Regions from separate parts of the Homo sapiens genome. Here region 1 is linked to region 2. Evidence: read pairs that join two places in POLR2A ChIA-PET (ENCODE). Cell type or tissue: OCI-LY7. All regions are shown on one strand.

Region 1 (4,000 bases), 97 kb before region 2:
TTCCATCCTTCTTTCACACATACATAGCCTTTTCTATTATCAACATCCTCCACCAGAGTAGCATATTTGTAATAGTTGATAAAACTACATTAACACATCATCATCTCTCAAAGTCCATGGTTGATATTAGGGTTCACTCTTGGTATTGTACATTCTGTGGGTTTGGACAAATGTATAATGGCATGTATCTACCATTATAGTATCATATGGAACAGTTTCACTGCCCTGAAAACCCTCTGTGCTACACTTTTTCATCCCTTCTGCCACAATATCCTCTGAAAACCACTGATCTTTTTATTTTCTCTGTAGTTTTGCCTTTCCATGTAGTTGGAATCATACAGTATGTAGTCTTTTTAGACTGGCTTCTTTCACTTAGTAATGTGTATTTATGTTTGCTCCATGTTTTTTCATGGCTTGACAGCTTATTTCTTTCAGCACTGAATGATATTCCATTGTCTAGAGGTAAACCTAGTGCATTTATCTATTCACCTACTGAAAGACATCTTGGTTGCTTTCCTGTTTTAGCAATTAAGGAAGTAGATTTTAACCTTGAGCATATTTACTGATTTAAGTGAACCTCAGCCTCAATGTTGACAGTTTCATAGGGCATGAAGGACAGGAGACAAAGCCCATGGTATAGAGTCTAATAGGAGACCACGAGAATGAAGCTGGGAACCCGACGGCTATACTCTTAGTGAACAAGAAACACACAGGACCCCTCCCAAGGGATTGTAAAGAAAAGTGTTGCCTTAGTCCATTTACACAGCTAGGACAGAATATCAAGACTGGGTAATTTATAATACAAATTAAAAGAAGTTTATTTGCCTCATGGTTCTGGAGGGCTGGGAAGTCTAAGCTGGAGGGGCCAGCATCTGGTGAAGAACCTCATGTTGCATCATCCCACGGTGGAAGGGCAAAGAGAGGGCAAAAGAGAGACAGAGAAAAAGGGACCAAATGCACCATTTTTTAATGAACCCACTGCTGTAATAACAAACCCACTCCCATGGTAAGAGCATTAACGCATTTGTGAGAACACAGCCCTCATGGTCCAATAGCCTCTCATCAGGTCCACCTCCCAATACTGCAGTATGGGAGATTAAATTTCCAACACATGCTTTTTGGGGGACACATTCAAACAGTAACAGTTGCCTATTATACATTTTGGCCTGAGTGAAAAGGAAAAAAGTCTCACTTGAGAATGTACCAATAATAAACTGGGCCTTATGGAAACCTCACAGAAGTTTGCAGTTCAAATTCACACTAACTTGTGAATGTGTCTAAAATAGTTCAAGCTGATAATTAAGCTTAAAAAACTCCTAAGAGGGTAATATCTTCAGAAGTCTGGCAGAAACAAACACACTTTGTAACCAGAAACCCAGGTCAAAGGGTCCCAGAGATAAAGTTAAAATGAGCTTACAGTCAAATTTCACAAAATACACAAAGAAACAACGCATCATGAGTGAGATCCAGCAACAGAAAAAAGTAGTTGCATAATTGCAAAGCCATTAGAAATATACAGAGATTTAACATAACAGAAGAAATATGAGAAGGGATTGCAAATATAAGTAAAGAGTTAGTATAAAAATAACTAACATGAAGAAAGAAGAATTTATAAACATTAGAACTGTAACAATTGAAATGAAAATTTAATGGATGCATTTAACCACAGGTTGGACATACCTGAGGAGGGAAATTACTCAACTGGAAATTAGTGAACTAGAAGGTAGATTAGACAGAATTATCTAGAATGCACACAAAGACACAAAGAAATAAAAACTAGGAGATAGTAGTTAGGAAATATGGAGATAAAGACAGAATATTGTGTAACTGATGAAAAGTGCTAATCCACAGATGCAGAAATAACCTTCTTCACTATGTATTGTATTTATATTATGGATCAGTAAATACATGGTGGAAAGATATCTTTATTGTGCTGAGACAAAACATCTGCAAACCTAGAGTTCTATACCTAGGGAAAAGATCTTTTTGGAACAAGGGTAAAGTAAAGATATTTTCAGACAAACAAAAAACCTAAGTATTTTGCCAATAGCAGACTGTAACTAAAGGAAACTTTAGGAGATGTACATGGATGGAGCTGGAAGCCATTAGCCTCAGCAAACTAATGCAGGAACAGAAAAACAAACAATGCATATTCTCACTTATAAGTGGGAGCTGAACAATGAAAACACATGGACACAGGGAGGGGAACAACACACACTAGAGCCTGTGAGGAGTGAGGGGAAGGGGGAAGGGGGAGCATCAGGAAAAATAGCTAATCCATCCTGGGCTTAATACCTAGGTATTGGGTTGATAGGTGCAGCAAACCACCATGACACATCTTTACCTATGTAACAGACCTGTACATCCTGCACTTGTACCCCGGAACTTAAAATAAAAAAAAAAGTTAAAAAGAGATGTGCAAATTCAGAAGATAAATTCAGATGGAAGGTCTGTGGTTTAAAAAGGAACGAAAAGCAAAGAAAATCTAACCAAATCTGGAATGTATATAGCAACTTATAATGAGTATAATAGCTTAAAAAGTTAAAATAATGCCAGAAGGAATTTAAATGCTTATGAAGGTAACATATGAATCAGCCAGAGAGTGGATACAATTTAAGTGTTCCTGACTCCTTTTATTGTTTAAGGAAAGTAAAAGAATTAATTAATTTTGAAATTGTTAAACTCAAATTTCTAAGATAAGCACTAAAAGAATAGAAATAGTATATATTACTTCTAATTCAACAGAGAGAAAAAAAATTGGATGAGAAAAATAGTCAATCAATTCACATAAAAGATTTTTAAAAAGGGAAGAAGAAACAGAAAAGGCAAAACAAGAGAGGCATAGTATGATGTAATGTAATTAAATACAAATTTGTAAATAGTTATAAGTAAATAATTATAAGTGTAAATAGAACAAAAGATAGAAAATGACAAAATGGAAATGTGGACAAGAACCACCACCACTTGCAAAGCAATAATAATCCAGCTATACAAAAAATGCGTAGGAAACACCTGTAATTAGAAGCTTCAGGAAGTTAGAAGAAAAACATCTAAAACACAATTCAGAAAAGTTGAAAGTAAAATATTGGTAAAAGATACGCCACAAAATACTTAGAGAAGCTGGTATAGCTATATTTTCAAATAAAAAATACTTTTGGACAAACAGCATCACAATAAATAATGAGGGTTACTAAATTTTTTAAAAAGTTAAACTGAGGCTGGGCTCAGTGGCTCACGCCTGTAATCCCAGCACTTTGGGAGGCTGAGACAGGTGGATCACAAGGTCAGGAGTTCAAGACCAGCCTGACCAACATGGTGAAACCCTGTTTCTACTAAAAATACAAAAAGTAGCCAGGTGTGGTGGCACTCGCCTGTAATCCCAGCTACTCAGGAGGCTGAGGCGGGAGAATTGCTTGAATCCGGGAGGGGGAGGTTGCAGTGAGCCAAGATCGTACCACTGCCCTCCAGCCTGGGGGACAGAGCGAGACTCCATCTCAAAAAAAAAAAAGAAAAGAAAAAGTTAAGCTGACCAGGAAGAAATAAATATTTCTGAACTTGGATGTACCTCAATTCATGATCCTGAATTGTAGAAAAAAAAATGACAGAATTAGAAGTAGACTTTGACAAATCTATTAACATAATGGTAATTGATAGATCAATTAGGCAATACACTTTAGCATGTAGATGATTTGAACAATATGATTAACAGGTTGATCTAATGTATAGTTATAGACCATTATCCCCAATAAATGCAAAAAATATATATATTTTTCAAGCATGAATTAATCTTTCATGAAAAATGTTCTCCTCAACATAATAATAGCAAAAACATTACATTTAATTTGTACTAGGCAGTGTTACAAGCAATTTAGAATACATTTAGTCCTCACAACAATTCTAAGGGTTTGGTATATAAATATTCCCTTTTTATATATGAGAACGCTGAGGCACAAAGAAGTTAAGTGATTTTTCCAAGGTCATACAATCCAAAAATGGAAGA
Region 2 (4,000 bases):
ACTCAGGAGTAGAGAAAATAAAATAAATATATGGAGGAGTACAGGTAGAGGCAATAAAGAGCATGGCTTATCTATTTTCTCAAGATTTAGGAAGCACTTGAAGGCAAAACTCACAGACAAGCATTTTAAAAATCCATAACAAAGGCTCCTGCTTCTTAGCAAATACAGTGGTCCTTTCTGGCTGCAGTAATCCTGCTGGATTTCTTAGTAGAATATAAACAGCTTAACCTAGGCATAATCAGGGAGGATGCCACCTACCACGCTCTCCATATTATACTTTTATATAAATTTAGTAATTCAGATTAAATAAAAAGATTGATGAATCCACTCCTCTGCTCCTCCACCACCCAAAGAGAAACAATACTAGAACTCAAACTCTAACAACCAAACTAAGGAAAGTGTTCCACCTAGAGACTGTTTTCATGAGTCAAAGTGGATGAGAGCTCATCTAGGAAATGAATATTATTTTAGCCTATCCTTGCAAGTTTGTATTAAAAAATGAAGCAAAAGGTATTGCCCCTGGTGTAATTAACAATGTTAATCTTCTTTTTCCTGTCTATGGTGATAAAGCAGTCATTTTTATATTTAATTAATGCAGAAGATCATTTTGGAAACTGGCTAATGAGCCTCTGATCACATTACCATGAAAATGTGCATTAACATTGCAACTGAGGAGGCTGTTTCATGTGTAGCAAATCCACTTTGTAATTAGCCCACTGTGAAATGAATCACGTCAGGGGGAAATCTGAGGGAGCCAGTAGTCAGTGGGCACTTGGCTACTGCTGTGCCATGGGCCACCAACATCCCAAGCATCGTCCTTCATCAGCAATCTTGTCTAAGAACAAATGTAGCACTGTGTCACCTTTGGGACAAACTGGAAGAAGGGAGAAATAAACTTTATTTTGCTAGATAAGAAATTCGAACTTGAGCATACACTCCCAGGGGAACCTCCCCCAATAAAACAGTAAGTTAAGAAAATTCTGTTAAAACTATAAAGGCTCAGGATCTAGTTTTCTTATTTGTATTCCTAAAAGCCCTCAGATACACATAAAAGAGACATCTAAATTTATACACTTTTTTCTAGGTCACCTACAGTTGTTGTAATAAGCTCTCAAAATTAATTTCTAGTGCTAAACAAACAAAAACCTTATAAAAAGGATCCAATAACAAGTGGTAAGAGAATTTCTTTATCTCCTGTTTCAGCCAGGACATAGCATATATTTTTTCCTCATGTAATACAAAATTACTAGGTCTTCCTCTTAAACCAAAGCACAAATTCTCAATTCATCCAATAATTTCCTATGGCTAACAGGATTTGGCAGGAAACTTCTCCTGTCTATTGAAAATAACTGAGATCATAGACCCATTAAACCCCAATATTTATGCAGACAATGATACAATTGATTTTCAAATGTCAACAGTATTCCAAAATGAAAGAGATATCTCAAAATATTACAGACATGGATCTCAGTGCTACTCCTGTTATGTGACTGACATCTTGGCAGTAGATACACAAAATGTTAAAAAGAATCCCACAGGAAGTCATCTGAAGGGGGAGTGGCAAGGAAGCTGAAAACTGCCACCCAAAACCAAAATTAAAAGCCCCAAACCAGCAAGTCTGCCCTCAATTCTGAAATGTACTGAAAGAAAAAATAAAGCTAGCCAGAATTCATTTACCGTCTTTCAGACAAACACAAAGCCTGGCTCTTAGTTGCTGGTATCAGACCCTGCACTCACCTGGGAAACTTCATACAGCAGTTTGTAGTGTTCCTCTCTTTTCTGAAAAGTGCACAAATTGCAGCCCATTCTAAGAAGCAGAGAGAGAGAGCAAATCTTCTAATTTCCCCAGAACTGAAAGGCAAGTGAACTGAAAGGGAATCACCCTCCAGACTTGACTACTGTTTTTCATCAGTCACTTCAGTCCAGAAACACAGACAAACCGCTGTTAGCTGGAAGCGTAAGCCAGAGTGGTGTGTAGCAGCATGCTCTTCTTCGCTTTCCCTAAGTATCTTGCACTCACGGATACACACACAGAGTTTCCAGTCAGTTCATGGCAACACTCCCCCGTCTCTGCATCAGTGCACATGACTACACAGATTCCAGCTCATGAATATTAATAGTGCCTCATTGATTATTTATGACAGAACATGTTAGCAGGGAGGGGTGTCATAGCTGCTGCTGATGACAGATGAATATTCACTAATTAAGAAGCAAATGTAGTGTGGTTAAACAAAATTCACTTGTGTCAATACCATCTCTGTTTATTAAGGATAGAGGGGTTGCATATAGGGCATTTGAAAAAAAACATACACTTAATTTCTCCATTGATATAAGCTTTTAATATGGGAATAAGAAATTCAGAAACAGAAATATACTTAGTTTACATATCCATGCTCTGCAACAAGAAGGAGAAATATTTTTAGCATTATTAAACCTAGGGGAAAATGAGTAGGGATAATTATTTACATTTATAAAATAAACACAGAAGCAAAGGAAATTTGGGGGGGTGACATGGAAAAGGAAGAGAAGGCAGGGGCATCATTCAGTTTTAATTCTGATACTACAAAAATAACTGAATAGTTCATATGTAAAGACCATTACTTACTAAGGAGGAAATAAGGGATATTCTCTTAATTCTAAAGAATATTTAGCAAGTATTAGCAGATGATACTTGTACAGATAATTAATATTTTAATTAGATAATGAAGGCCCATCTATTGAGTATATATTTGTAGCATATAACGCATGTAGATTTGTATTCAAAAAGTAGATCAACACAATGCCTTTTCTAAGAAAAATTTCAAATGCTTATAGTATTTATGCTAATTTTATTAAAGTCATATATAATATTTTACAAAGCTGATACTGGCAATAGTTAAACTTGAATGTAATGCACAATGACTCCATTTATGATTCTATATTTAGAGTTCATAATGATCAAAGGTGAACAGAGACTTAAAAACTAAGCTTAGATGTTTAGATAACAGAAGTAATGCATTTCATTTCACACTCTTGCAAATACATGTGTTGTATTGCAAGCTGGCAGTTTTTGTCCCTTAAAGATATACTACAAACAGCTAAAGCAGATAATAAAAGAAAATTCCTTTTGTTCCCACACTGACTTATCCACACCCTCTGCTAATTAAGAAGTATGTCCTTGTTCCAGCACATCTTTAAACCGGACAGGATAGCAGGTGGGTTCCAAAGCAAAAATAATTACTTGGAAACTGACGACTCTGGTTAGGAATTACACTGGATCTTGAGATTTTTAATTGCTTATCACTGACGAATAGCTACGTTTTGGGGTCCAGTTTCCTAAAAGTGCTTTGTCACATGTTTAGAATCGATAACAGGAAATGATTCTAATGAGCACTAATTGTTAACAAATTGGCTTTGCAACTAGCAACACCTCAACACCAGCAAGTAGCAAGGAGATGAACAATCATCTGCTGCTTATCAGTTGTTTCCCTTGGGATGTAATAATCCGATTTTCTGGGCCTAATTTCACCTAACAGCCTGGATGAAAGCCAAGCTGAGAGACCTACATGAAAGTGGCATCATAATTGGGAACAGTGTGTGTGAAAAAAGTTCTCCAGGACTTCTAGCAAATTAGAAACCACTTGTAGGAGATATTAATTTTAGGACTTGATTCCTCTATGGAAAGAATGTTTTCAAAAAGGTATTTGAAGTGGCCTTTATAAAAATTCATGGTGGCCACAAACATAAGCAATCTCCTTCTTCTCAGGTGCAACTGTAAAACATAAATGTCTGATGCTTTTGAAAGTTTTAACTTCTCTAAGCCTCTATATCACTTCCCATGAAGTATTCTCATGCTAGAGTTCACATCCTCAAAGCAAACATTGACTATTTCTTTGAAGGATTCTAAATTGCTGAGTTGTGGAAGAATTATTGATTCTCAGATGTTCATACTCTGTATTTTATTTTATTTTATTTTACTTTTTTGAGACAGAGTCTTGCTCTGTTGCCCAGAGTGGAGTGC

Evidence for each region. ChIA-PET counts read pairs that join two places held together with the same protein. Peaks named below come from ENCODE experiments on the same cell type or tissue, not always from the same donor. Only the 100,000 strongest peaks of a DNase experiment are listed, where the experiment ranks them.
Region 1: POLR2A ChIA-PET joins it to region 2 with 6 read pairs; 2 of 35 experiments call an interaction of 5 or more read pairs at or near these places.

What each region holds. Positions count from the first base shown.
Region 1 is chr12:41,532,689-41,536,688 of GRCh38, reverse strand. The region is part of intron 5 of PDZRN4 (PDZ domain containing ring finger 4); the gene reads right to left. Among named protein-coding and RNA genes, the nearest start is that of PDZRN4-AS1, 120 kb to the right of the region's middle. In OCI-LY7, no CTCF peak of the experiment used is centred here; no DNase peak of the experiment used is centred here.
Region 2 is chr12:41,435,751-41,439,750 of GRCh38, reverse strand. All of the region lies in intron 3 of PDZRN4 (PDZ domain containing ring finger 4), which reads right to left. Among named protein-coding and RNA genes, the nearest start is that of PDZRN4-AS1, 25 kb to the right of the region's middle. In OCI-LY7, CTCF peaks have their summits at 205 and 412; DNase peaks (open chromatin) are centred at 400, 1,590 and 2,060; H3K4me3 peaks cover 2,636 bases; H3K27ac peaks cover 2,491 bases.